Linked DNA regions of Homo sapiens: region 1 is linked to region 2. A link is a contact called in ENCODE Hi-C or POLR2A ChIA-PET data. All regions are on one chromosome and are shown on one strand. The core of a region is the stretch at or near the end of the contact, and the rest is flanking DNA. Distances in the headings are between cores, read along the strand shown. Region 1 has its middle 24 kb from the start of C19orf12. Region 2 overlaps LOC105372353 (a long non-coding RNA gene).

Region 1 (6,612 bases), core at 2,081-4,580, 45 kb after region 2:
CACCTCCCAGCCCCTGGCAACGGCGAACCTACTTTCCACCTCTGTGGATTTGCCTTTTCTGCACATTTCATGTAAATGGAATTATACAATACATGGTCTTTTGTGACTAGTTTCTTTCACTCGGTATAATTTTTTTTTTTTTTTTTGATGGAGTCTCACTGTGTTACCCAGGCTGCAGTACAGTGGCACGATCTCGGCTGACAGCAACCTCTACCTCCTGGGTTCAAGTGATTCTTCTGCCTCAGCCTCCCGAGGAGCTGGGATTACAGGCATGCGTCACCACGCCCAGCTAATTTTTGTATTTTTAGCAGAGACAGAGTTTCACCATGTTGCCCAGGCTGGTCTCGAACTCCTGACCTCAAGTGATTCACCCGCCTCGGTCTCCCAAAGTGCTGGGATCACAGGCGTAAGCCCCGTGCCTGGCCTTAGTATAATATTCAAGATTCATCCATGTTTAGCGCGGATCAGTATGCAATTCCTTTTTATGGCTGAGTAATAGCCCATCCTATGTTCTACACATTTTGTTATTATTCACCAGATGATGGACATTTAGTTGTAATGCTTTTTGGCTATTGTGAGTAATGTTGCTTGTGAACACTGGTGTGTGTGTGTTTTTGTCTGGACATATGTTTTCCACTCTCTTGGGTATATGCCTAGGGGTGGAATTGCTGAGTCATGCAGTCACTCTGTTTAACGTTTTGAGAAGCTGTCAAACTGTTTTCCAAAACGGCTACATCATTTTACATTCCCACCAGCAATGTACAAAGGTTCTGATTTCTTCCCAACCTCATCAATACTTGTTATTCTCTTTATTTTAACCATCCTAGTAGGGAAAAAGTGGTATATTGTGGTTTTGACGGCTGATGGTGTTGAGCCTCTTCTCATGCGCTTAGTGTCCACTTTTAAATTAGGACATTTGCCTCTTTTTTTGTAGCGATGGAGTCTCATTATGTTGCCCAGTCTGGTCTTGAACTCCTGGGCTGGCAGAAGCAATCTTCCTGCTTCTGCCACCCAAAATACTGGTATTATAGACATGAGCCACCAAGCCCAGCCACGTTTGTCTTTTTATTGCTTAGTTGCGAGCATTCTTTATACATTCTAGATACTAGTCCCTTATCAGATACATGATTTGCAGTTATTTTCTCTCATTCCATGGTTTGTTTTTTTCACTTTCTTGATAGTGCCCAATGCACGTAAGTTTTAAATTTTTGATGAAATCCCATTAACCTATTTTTTCATTTGCCACTTGTGTGTTTATGTCATATCTAAGAAACCACTGCCTAATCCAAGGTCATAAAGAGTTATTCCTATGTTTTCATCTAAGGGTTTTATAGTTTTAGTTGTTACATTTATGTCTGTTTAGACTTAATTTTTTTTTTCTAACAGGAAAAAAAGGAGGATTGCTGGATTCAAGCAATCCTGTCACCTCAGCCACCCAAGTAGCTGGGACTACAGGTGCATGCCACCACACCTGGCTAATTTTTCTATTTTTTGTAGAGTCAGGGTCTCACTATGTTGCCCAGGCTGGTCTTGTACTCTTGGCCTCAAGTGATCCTCCCAACTTTGGGTCCCAAAATGCTGGGATTACAGGTGTGAGCCACTGCACCTGGCTTTGACATAATTTTTTTACATGGTATAAGGTAGGCAGTAGACTTCATTATTTTGCATGTAGTCATGCAGTAGTCCTAGCACTACTGGTTGAAAAGACAATTATTCCCCAACAAAATTGTCCTAATACTCATTGACATTTTGGTTGTTTTTAATATTGGAGAACAAATGTGCGTGTTCATGCTAATGAACCTGTGGAGGCTGTGGAGAGGGGGAATCAGTGACACAGAGAGGAAGAGGAGAATGACTAGAGTGGCATCCCCTGATGGGAGAGGGGGTGGACCTGGTGTCCAGTGGAGGAGGTGGCCTTAAAGCAAGGTCAGTTCACAGTAACAGGAAGAAAGATGGTTGCCTGAGTGCAGGTGGAGATGGTGGGCATTCTCTTCTGGAGGCTTCATTTTTCCTAGGGAAATGGGAAGCAAGGTCACCACTGGAGAGAAAGAACAGGAGAGGAAGGGTTGGGAGCCCAAGAGAGAAGAGGTTAGAGGGAGAGGAAATGAACTCAGAGGGGGCTGCCATGTTGCTGGCAATTATCCCGTATTTTCCTGGGATAATTGCCAGCAACATGGCAGCCCCCTCTGAGCTTAGTGATGAAGAATTGAAGGTGAGAGAAGCCCAGGCATGGTGGCTCACACATGTAATCTCAGCACTTTGGGAGGCCGAGGTGGGTAGATCATCTGAGATGAGGAGTTCAAGACCAGCCTGGCAAACGTGGTGAAACCCTGTCTCTACCAAAAATACAAAAATTAGTTGGGCGTGGTGGCGGGCACCTGTAATCCCAGCTAGTAGGGAAGCTGAGGCAGGAGAACCGCTTGAACTCAGGAGGCAGAGGTTGCAATGAGCCGAGATCTTGCCACTGCACTCCAGCCTGGGCAACAGAGCGAGACTCTGTTTAAAAAAAAAAAAAAAGGCCAGGCACAGTGGCTCATGCCTGTAATCTCAGGACTTTGGGAGGCCCGAGGCGGGGGGATCACATGAGGTCAGGAGTTCAAGACCAGCCTGGCCAACATGGTGAAACCCCATCTCTACTAAAAATACAAAAATAAAAATTAAAAAATTAGCTGGGCGTGGTGGCAGATGCCTGTAATCCCAGATACTTGGGAGGCTAAGGCAGGAGAATCGCTTGAACCTGGGAGGTGGAGGTTGCAGTGAGCTGAGATCACTCCACTGAAATCCAGCCTGGGTGACAGACGAGACTCCATCTCAAAAAAAAAAAAAAGTGAGAGCAGTCAATGTGGTCAGGTGTTTTTCTTCAGCCATATCTGATGAGGCAGTTGGAGGGAGAGGGGATAGGAACTTGGGGATGCCATCATCCAAGGCCTCCACAGCAGGGCTGCCTGTTCCTGGGGCAGGACAAGGCTGGTGCCCAGTGGCTGCAGTAAGTGACCCTCTCACTGGCGATGCTTGGAGTCACTCAGGTAGGTGGTCTCACCCACACACCAGGTCTATTTGACATCTCAAGGGAGGGGGAAATGCCCCTGCCTTAGGTCTGGTTAGAGAGCACAGATTAGGGAAGCCACCAGTAAGCCCTCAACTCTCCCAACTCCCAACCTGTCAGCTTGGGCTGCCATGACAAAATGTCATTGATTGGGCAGCTTAAATTTATTTTCTCACAGTTCAGGAGGCTAGAAGTCCAAGATCTGGGAGCCAGCATGGTTGGGTTCTGGGGAGGGCTCTCTTCCTGGCTTACAGACGGCCACCTTCTTGCTGAGTCATCACATGGAGGAGAAAGAGCAACAGAGCCCTCTGGTGTCTCTTCTTATGAGGACACTAATCCCAGGATGAAGGCCCCACCCTCATGGCCATATCTAAACCCCCTTACCTCCTGCATCAAGTCCGCTTTCACACTGCTAATAAAGACATACCTGAGACTGGGTAATTTACAAAAGAAAGAGGTTTAATGCACTTGCAGTTCCACATGGCTAGGGAGGCCTCACAATCATGGGGCAAGACAAAGAGGAGCAAGTCACATTTTATGTGGATGGCAGCAGGCAAATAAAGAGACCCTGTGCAGGGAAATTCCCATTTTTAAAACCATCAGATTGGCTGGGCACGGTGGCTCATGCCTGTAATCCAACCACTTTTAGAGGCCGAGACGGGCGGATTACCTGAGGCCAGGAGTTTGAGACCAGCCTGGCCAACATGGTGAAATCCCATCTCTCCTAAAAATACAAAAAAGAAAAATTAGCTGGGCGTGGTGGTAGGCACCTGTAATCACAGCTACTCGGGAGGCTGAGGCAGGAGAATCACTTGAACCCAGGAGGCAGAGGTAGCAGTGAGTCAAGATCAGACCATTGCACTCCAGCCTGGGCAACAAGAGTGAAACTCCGTCAAAAAAAAAAAAAAAATCTGATCTCGTGAGACTTATTCACTATCACAAAAACAGCACAGGGATGATCCCCCCGCCCATGATTCAATTATTTCCCACCAGGTCCCTCCCACAACACGTGGGAATTATAGGAGCTACAAGATGAAATTTGGATGGGGACACAGAGCCAAACCATATCACCTTCCTAAGGTCCCATCTCCAAACACCATCACTCTGGGGGTTAGGGCTTCAACACAGGAATTTTAAGGGGGACACAATTCAGTCTACAGCACCTCCCAACCTGCTCTTGACCTCTAACAAGGATATCAAACAAGCCCAGATGCTAAATTTCAGAACAGAGGAGAGACAGAAAAAAAGAGTGGTTCCTGGCTCTGAAAGGAGTGTCTGTATCACCGGCAACCTGAGTGGAAAAGAAAAAAGAAATCTTTCATTTTTATACTTTCTATTGTGTATTTTATAGAGTTGTGATTCCCAATATGCTAGCCACTGGCCACATGTGACTAGTCAGAATTGAGATGTGCTAGCAAGTGTAAAATAGACAACACGTTTCGAAGGCTTAATATGAAAAAAATGGAAATCATCTCAATAATCTTTTATATTGATTACATGTTGAAATGATAATAGGTTGGATATCAGGTTAAAAAACATATTATTAAATTAATTTCTTCTGTTTGTTCCTACTTTTTAAAAGTGTGGGTTATGAGAAAATCTCAAGTTACACGTGACTCACTTTGGAGGCCAAAGAAGCTCCATCTTGGATACTAATCTGCCAAGTTGGCTTCTGATGAACCCCCATTCCAGGAAGGCCTCTAAGATCCCAATTTCTCTATCATTTCTTGTATGATTGCAGGTACTTACCATAAATCCTTAGGTCAAACAACCTTGATGTTATCCTACTTCAACTGTCTACACATCCCTTCTGAACCACCCTCCCCTCTGGTATACAAGTCCTGGGTCTTGGGGGTGATGGCGCGGGGTCCACCATCTTGTCTTGCCACTGCCAAGACACAGACATGGCTTCTGTCCGTAAGTCCCTACTGAATGATTCTTTCTAAGGAACTAGATATGCCAGCCTCTTTCTTTGGCCTCTCAGCTTCCTCAGATGTTGGGGTAGGTTTGTATACACCTGCCCATGGTAAAACTCACGTTTGGCTTGTATTCTATTCATGTTGGATAGCGCTGACATAGAAGAACCCAAAACAGCCCCCAGCACAGCCGGCCCTCCTGCCTTGGTCAGTGGGAACAAGCACATCAGATCAAGCTCTCATGGGTCTCAGGATCTGGGATGGTGCTTTGGAACTGAATGTTGTGGTGGGACCACTTCTCTAAGGACGGCAAGATCCAAGGTGGGCTGTGAGCACTCTTCCTGAGTGATGGCCTTTAACGGTCCCCAGAGGCAGCCCCAGGGAGATGAGGACCTGGCTGGCTGTCCAAAAATCTGATCAGGCTGGCTCTTGTTTGGTTTAGGGATACATAAATAACTCACATTTTAAACACTAGAACTCAGGCATGAGACGCCCATGCCTGCCTGTCTGTTCCCTCTGAGCCATGCCTTCATCGGGTGGGAGAACCACTAGGATCACAGCACCATCTGCAATCCCTCTTTTTTCTTTTTTTTTGAGATGGAGTCTTGCTCTGTCGCCCAGGGTGGAGTGAAGTGGTGTGACCTCGGTTCACTGCAACCTCTGCCTCCTGGGTTCAAGCAATTCTCCTGCCTCAGCCTCCCAAGTAGCTGGGATTACAGGTGCCCACCACCACGCCCAGCTAATTTTTGTATTTTTAGTAGAGATGGGGTTTCGCCATGTTGGCCAGGCTGGTCTCGAACTCCTGACCTCAGGTGATCTGCCCGCTTCAGCCTACCAAAGTGCTGGCATTACAGATGTGAGCCACTGCGCCCAGCCTGCAAGCCCTCTTTCTTATTTCCTCCAAGCACTGAAGCATGAATTTGTGGTAAGGTAAATAAACGTGTGTGTGTGGCATGGTGGGGGGATACATCCACAGAATGTCACGTGCCCAGCCCTGTTCTCTGTTTGTTACACTTGACTATTAGGATTCCAGCCTCTTGTTCACATACATAGTCTAACTATTTCCTTTTTGGTCAGAATTGGAATTCTTTCCCTTTTTTTTTTCCTGCTATTATAAACAGCAGTGCTATGAATATCTTTATTGTTTTCCACTTGAATTATTTTATTGGAATGTTTTCCCTGAAGTGAAATTGGTTGGCTGGGAGGTATATATGATTTTATAGTTCCTGTGATTTTCCTTTTCATCAAATCACTCTCCCAAAAGACTGCATTGCTATGTATCGCCTTCTGCATGTACGTGTGTGTGTGTGTATGCACGTGCGTGTGTGGACGTATGTGTATACCGTTTTCCCTCAGCCCTGCCAGCTGTGGGTTTGATCATTTGTATTTATTTTTACTAATTAACATGGTATATAACAGATATCTCCTGGATATTATATTTGCATTTGCTTACTTGCTAACAAGAATGAGTAAAGTCCTTCTCTTAAAACCCAGAAAAATAAAATAAACAGCCACCACATCCATGGCTTAGAAAAACACCTCTCAGCTCCCTCCTATGCCAGGACTTGGGGGCACCCACAGCTGACGCCAAGGCTGCGACACGGCTGGCCAGGCCCGAGCTTGGCCTGCTGACCTGTGGCTGTCATCATG
Region 2 (6,817 bases), core at 346-2,845:
CAGCAGCCCTCCGTACTGCCCTGCCTACGGAGTAACAATTCTTTATTCCTTTACTTTCTTTTCCTTTCTTTCTTTTTTTTTTTTTTTGAGACAGAGTTTCGTTCTTGTCACCCAGGATGGAGTGCACTGGCGTGCTCTCAGCTCACTGCAACCTCCACCTCCCAGGTTTGAGCGATTCTCCTGCCTCAGCCTCCTGAGTAGCTAGGATTACAGGCACCTGCCACCATGCCCGGCTAATTTTTGTATTTTTAGTAGAGATGGGGTCACCATGTTGGCCAAGGTGATCTTGAACTCCTGGCCTCAAGTAATCCACCCGCCTCCCAAAGTGCTGGGATTACAGGCATGAGCCACCACGCCCGGCCTTATTCCTTTACTTTCTTAATTACTTTCACTTTACTCTATGGATTCATCTTGAATTCTTTCTTGCGCGAGATCCAAGAACCCTCTCTTGGGGTCTGGATCGGGACCGCTTTCCGGTAACACTATGGGACCCCTTGTTATGACAGAGCAACAAAAAAAGACAAAAACAAAGGAAAGGACTATTTCTGGGAGGAAAAAAGATCAAACAATAGTAATATTCCTACCAAAAAGTACACCAGAGTTGCCACACCCAAGACTAGCCACACAAATCCTTTTCTCCCATCAATCAAAATTTTGCAGAGAGAAAAACGACAGTCATTTTTACTATTTGCTTGACTGGATTTTACAGAGAGAGGCTGGGAGCCCGGCTGGTAAGAAATTCTTACCCTTCTGCCAGTTTGTCAGGTCCTGGGTTTCCTTCACTGCAGCTCCCAGGAGAGCAGAATGGTGTCAGTCTCCTGCTCACAGTGCCAAAACTGTAGGGGCCGAGGGACAATTTCTCCTTCTCCCTCTGAAGGTTTGCTGGAAAATCAACTGAACAAGGCAGATTAATTAGAGAAAAGGCATGCACATGTATTAACATGCACGCGGAGGAGAACCACAGAGTGATTATCCTACCCACCGTGCTGTACAGAAGCTTATATGCCATGTTGGGGTTACAGAAAAAACAGGCAGAGGGGGCACTCAGAGCACGTCCAAAAATGGCTTATGGCAGCAAATCAGGTTATAGCGGCAAATCAGGTTATAGCGGCAAGGAGGGATTGGAGGGGAAGAAGAGAAGTCCTGGCTAGCATAGGTGGGCTTGTTATGCAGATGAAGCCTCCCAGGTAGCAGTCCTCAGAATAGATGGTGTTTCCTAAAGACTTTTAAAGGCGTCAGATTCTTTCCTAGATCTGGACAGGGAAGAGACTCAGAGAAAACCTGGCTGCATTAGTGCAGATGTTTTTTCTATAGATGCAAATCTCCCACATAAAAGACAGCTTTGCCACTTCTGTTCACAGGCCCTCTGAACAGTCATCTCAGAATATGTCAAAGAAGTGTATTTTGGGGTGAAATATTTTGATTTCCTTCACCCCTAAAGAGAAATTCAACCCAAATCAGCCAAAAACTGTGTTGAGCCACTACTGTGGGTGTGCACAACGGGAACGGAGCCCAATTTCCTGTCCCCGGGCCTGATAGCCAGGGAGCCAAAACCACAGAGAGAAATTGTATCGTGCCAAGAGATAGAGCAGGAACACGAAAGAGCATGGGCACTTCGGAAGTGTGTGAAAAGAGTGAGAAGTGTATCCAGCTCGTGCAGCCTAGGAGATGCAGCTTGCCAAGTGGAGTGAATGCTGCCTTTCAGTGCTCTCACCTCTGCTGGGCATGTTTGTGCAGTGGCCAACTTGCTCAACCGTATGCAATGACCTTGAAAAGAAGTCTCCTCTCTGAGCTTAGAACTGAGTAATGTCTCAAACTGAAAGAGAATAAATACATGCTGGATTTGAGTTTGATGAGACGCTGCCCATTGAGAAAATCTGTTCTATGCCTTATGGGATTAATTCAGGAATAAGTAAATTGAGTAAAGAGATTTGAACTCCAGATATTCAAAGAGCTCTTGACAAGGTGAAACCCTGCCTCTGATTGAGACTGACTAGAGCCGGGGTCCTGTGTGACCTTGATGCTGATGTAGGGGATGTGGGATAGGACAGGGAAATCAGGGCAATCTTAATACCAGAGAAAGAAAACAAGGGATTCACTTTTTTTTTTTTTTTTGAGACGGAGTTTCGCTCTTGTTGCCCAGTCTGGAGTGCAATGGTAGGATCTCGGCTCACTGCAACCTCTTCCTCCTGGGTTCAAGCAATTCTCCTGCCTCAGCCTCCTGAGTAGCTGGGATTACAGGCATAGTGCCACCACACCTGGCTAATTTTTTTTTGTATTTTTAGTAGAGATGGGGTTTCACCATGTTGGTCAGGTTGGTCTCGAACTCCTGACCTCAGGTGATCCACCCACCTCAGCCTCCCAAAGTGCTGGTATTACAGGTGTGAGCCACTGTGCCCAGCCTGGGATTCTTTTTTTTTTTTTTTTTCTTTTTTGAGATGGAGTTTTGCTCTTGTTGCCCAGGCTGGAGTGCAGTGGCGCAATCTCGGCTCACTGTAACCTCCACCTCCTGGGTTCAACTGATTCTCTTGCCTCAGCCTCTCTAGTAGCTAGGATTACAGGCGCCCACCACCACGCCCAGCTAATTTTTTGTATTTTTAGTAGAGAAGGGGTTTCACTATGTTGGCCAGGCTGGTCTTGAACTCCTGACCTCAGGTGATCTGCCCACCTTGGCCTCCCAAAGTGCTGGGATTACAGGCATGAGCCACTGCGCCCGGCAGGCATTCACTTTCTTAAACAGGATATAGATATTCCAAAATCACACCCTGGTCACAACACAGGAAACAGTAATAAGAGTAACTGATCCTTACGCATGGTTGCTATGTGCGTATGCTGCCTTAGACAGTTCCCAGGTGTTAATTCATCCACTTGGAGCTCTGCCCATCTCTACCTTGAAGAAGCTGCTGTTCAGTCTTTCACTTCATGCCCAGTCCCCTGGGCCTCCAGATGCTCAGAAACCCTCAGTCCTGTCTGAGGCAGACTCCAGGCTTTTAAAAACCCTAGATGGCTAAAATGAAATAGCTAAAAGAGATCCCAGTGCCTGCCTCCGGGACAAGAAGAAAGGAGAGGTGAAGGCAGAGAATTCACAACAAGCCTTTGGGGACCGATGTTTCATTTGGTTTTTTTAACTTTCAATTTAATTTGATGGAACATCTGAGGATTCCTTGTTGCTGTTGTTTTTTCTGTTGTTTGTTTAGAACAAGTTTTTTATTATTTATTTTTATTTATTTATTTTTTGAGACCAAGTCTTGCTCTGTTGCCCAGGCTGGAGGTGAGAGGTGGGGGCCGTGTTAAGAACTAGGCTCAGGCAGGTGCAGTGGCTCATGCCTGCAGCCCCAACACTTTTGGATGACGAGGTGGGAGGATCACTTGAGCCCAGGAGTTCGAGACAAGCCTGGGCAAGATAGTGAGATCCTGTCTCTACAGAAATAAAAATAAAAATAAAAAAATTAGCTGGGCATGGTGGCACACACGTGTAGTCCCAGTTACTTGGGAGGCCAAGGTGGGAGGATCGCTTGAGCCCAGGAGTTTGAGACCACCCTGGGTAACATAATGAGACCTCGTCTCTACAAAAAATTTAAAAATTAGCTAGGTATGGTATGTGCCTGTAGTACCAGCTACTCGGGAGTTTGAGTCAGGAAGATTCCTTGAGCCCAGGACTCAACCACAACTGTACCACAGCACTCCAGCTGGGGCAACAGAGCAAGACCCCATCTCTTTTTAAAAAGTTTAAAAAAGGAAAAAAGAAAAGAGGACCAAGCTCATTTCTGGAATCTTGTTTCTCTTAATTCTAGTTGCCCCTTTTGAAAGATTTTTAGCAAGATAGTTTGCCCTTGCTTTGTGGGGCAATTTCTATGCCTGGGTTGTTTCTTGTTTTGTGTATTTTTTCTAGTTTCGCTCTATTTCTTTTGATATAAAAGGTTTGGGAGTTTTATTGTTTGGGTGGGTTATGTTTTTTTATTTTTGTCTTTGATTTTGTGATTTACTTGTTTTTACTTATTCAGGGTCCTCTTTGGGAAGGTTTAGGAGAGGGAGGCTCCGAGGTTGAGCTTCCTCCTCTGCCTTCTTAGCCAGGAAATTCCCTCTTGTGACTTCAGAAAAGAGAAGGGAAGTTCTGACCCCCAGCATCTCAGGAAAGCTGAAGAATCCCTTAGGAGGGCATTAGAGGAACTTGCCCAAAAACATATTAGGAGAGAGAGAGGTTCAGGCAATGACAGATTGTGCTTCCTTTTTTCTTTTTTTTTTTTTTAGATGGAGTCTCGCTCTGTCGCCAGGCTGGAGTGCAGTGACACTATCTCAGCTCACTGCAACCTCTGCCTTCTGGGTTCAAGCGATTCTCCTGCCTCAGCCTCCCAAGTAACTGGGACTACAGGCACGCACCACCATGCCCAATTAATTTTTGTATTTTTAGTAGAGACGGGGTTTCACTATGTTGGCCAGGCTGGTTGAACTCCTGACCTCGTGATCCGCCCACCTCGGCCTCCCAAAATGCTGGGATTACATGCATGAGCCACCGCGCCGGGCCTTGTGCTTGCTTTTTTTTTCCCCCTCTTGTAACAATAGGTAACTTGGAAGATTTCCAGTGTGACCTTCATTCGTGCCTAGGTGGCCACCAAACCCCAACTCCAAGGCCTTGCCAGTTTTTTAAAATTCTAACACATTGAACGAAATAATGGCATTCCCAGCAACCTGGATGGAATTGGAGACCATTATTCTTTTTTTTTTGAGACGGAGTCTCGTTCTGTATCCAGGCTGGAGTGCAGTGGCGCAATCTTGGCTCACTGCAACCTCCGCCTCCGGGGCTCAAGCAATTCTCCTGCCTTAGCCTACCGAGTAGCTGGGATTACAGGTGTGCGCCACCACGCCCAGCTAATTTTTGTATTTTTAGCAGAGACGGGATTTCATCATGTTGGCCTCGATCTCTTGACCTCGTGATCCACCCACCTCAGCCTTCCAAAGTGCTGGGATTACAGGCGTCAGCCACTGCTCCCAGCTATTATTCAAAGTGATCTAACTCAAGAATGGAAAAGCAAACATCTTATGTTCTCATTCATAAGTGGGATCAAAGCTATGAGAGCACAAAGGCATAAGAATAATTCAGTGGAGTTTGGGGACTCATGGGAAAGAGTGGGATGGGGTGAGGGATAAAAGACTACACATTGGGTACAGTGTAGATGGCTTGGGTGAAAGGTGAACCAAAATCTCAGAAATCACCACCAAAGAACTTATCCATGTAGCCAAACACCACCCGTTCCCCAAAAACGATTGAAATAAAAAAAAAACCTTAAATACTAAAAATAAAATATAAAATTCTAACACATTAAACTTTTGAAACATATGTGCACACACACACACACACACACACAAATCCTAATTAATCAGCAACCATGTAAAGAACAAATGTGGGAAATGCTGTATATGCTATGAGAATTTCAATTACAAATGACAACGTTATACATTTTACTAATATTTGCTTTTGCTTTAAAAATTTTAAAATTTACATTAAATGTAATTCTTTAGTGTACAATTCTATTTGTTTTGGCAAATACATAAAGTAGTGTAACTACTCTGTCAACAAAGAGTCAAACTTGGCCAGGTGCGGTGGCTCACGCCTCTATCAGCACTTAGGGAGGCCAATGCAGGCGATTACTTGAGGACAGGAGTTTGAGACCAGCCTGGCCAACATGATGAAACCCCATGTCTACTAAAAATATAAAATATTAGCTGGGTGTGTTGGCGTGTGCCTGTAATCCCAGCTACTAAGGAGGCTGAGGCAGGAGAATCACTGGAGCCTGGGAGGCAGAGGTTGCAGTGAGCTGAGATCACACCACTGTACCGCAGGCCTGTGTGACAGAGCAAGACTCCATCTCAAAGGAGTTTAAAAAAAGAATCAGACTCTGTAAAATATTTTAACAGATTTATTCTGAGCCAAATATGAGTGGCCAGTGGCCTGTGACACAGCCCTCAGGAGGTCTTGAGAACATGTGTCCAGGGTGTTCAGGGCCCAGCCTAGTTTTGTACATTTTTAGGAGACAGGAAACATCATGCAAGATATACATTGGTTCAGTCCAGAAAAGTGGGACAACTGAAAGTGGGGGGACTCGAGCTTATAGGTAGATTTTTAAATTGTCTGATTTGCAATGGGTTTAAAGAGTTATTATCAATAGAAAGGAATGTCTGGGTTACAAAAAGGGGTTGTAGAGATCAAATTTTATCACGCAGAGGAAGCCTCCAGGTAGCAGGCTTCAGAGAAAAGAGATTGTAAATGTTTCTTAGCACACTTAAGGTCTGTGTTGATGTTAAGTAGGTACAAAAGTAATTTGCCATGACCTTTAATGACAAAAACCACAATTACTTTTGTAGCAACCTAATAAATGCTGGTCAGCTTTTCCTGAATTCCAAGAGGGAGGAGGGTATAATGAGGCACGTCCTCTCATCATGGCCTGAACCCGTTTTTCAGGTTAATTTTGGAGTGGCTTGGCTGAGAGGAGGGGTCCATTTAGACTGTTAGGGGGCCTTTGAATTTTATTTTTGGTTAACAACTCCCACAATCAAAATACAAAAGAGTTTTCCATCATCCCAAACTCCCACCCGCTCCCCCCCCGCACCCCCCCACCGCCCCATGCTACCCGTTGTGGCTACCCCACCCCCAAGCAGAAGCTACTGCTGATCAGTCATCCATCCTGACAGTTCTGCCTTTTGAGAGTGCCATAGAAATGATAACGTAGAATATGTAGCCCTTGGAGTCTGGCAGTTTTTCTCTTAGCATAATGTGTTTGAGATTCATTCTTATTGCTGGGTTAGTAGTTTGTTTCTT

The links. A loop is a pair of places that touch in the nucleus more often than their neighbours do. ChIA-PET counts read pairs that join two places held with the same protein, here RNA polymerase II (POLR2A). Pooled maps may share reads with other maps.
Region 1: a loop to region 2 is called in a map of cardiac septum, with 2.2 times the contacts of the local background. The contact joins two enhancer-like sites. A Hi-C loop is called at or near these places in 3 of 168 maps with a recorded cell type or tissue (B cell, Right ventricle myocardium inferior and cardiac septum) and 6 of 50 pooled maps. POLR2A ChIA-PET finds 5 or more read pairs at or near these places in 4 of 52 experiments (GM12878, H1, OCI-LY7 and 1 more).

The regions. Positions count from the first base shown.
Region 1 is chr19:29,687,786-29,694,397 of GRCh38, forward strand. No RefSeq gene overlaps it. Among named protein-coding and RNA genes, the nearest start is that of C19orf12, 24 kb to the right of the region's middle. RefSeq lists enhancers at 2,498-3,050, 3,051-3,602, 3,197-3,491, 3,410-3,469 and a silencer at 3,281-3,478. Within about 2 kb of position 3,331, at least 3 of the 41 ENCODE cell types and tissues checked have a DNase peak (open chromatin) inside an H3K27ac peak, as active enhancers do.
Region 2 is chr19:29,644,516-29,651,332 of GRCh38, forward strand. LOC105372353 (a long non-coding RNA gene) reads right to left here. Exons shown (of 7, transcript XR_935896.3): 4 at 1,715-1,816; 5 at 747-894. Among named protein-coding and RNA genes, the nearest start is that of PLEKHF1, 18 kb to the right of the region's middle. Within about 2 kb of position 1,596, at least 5 of the 41 ENCODE cell types and tissues checked have a DNase peak (open chromatin) inside an H3K27ac peak, as active enhancers do.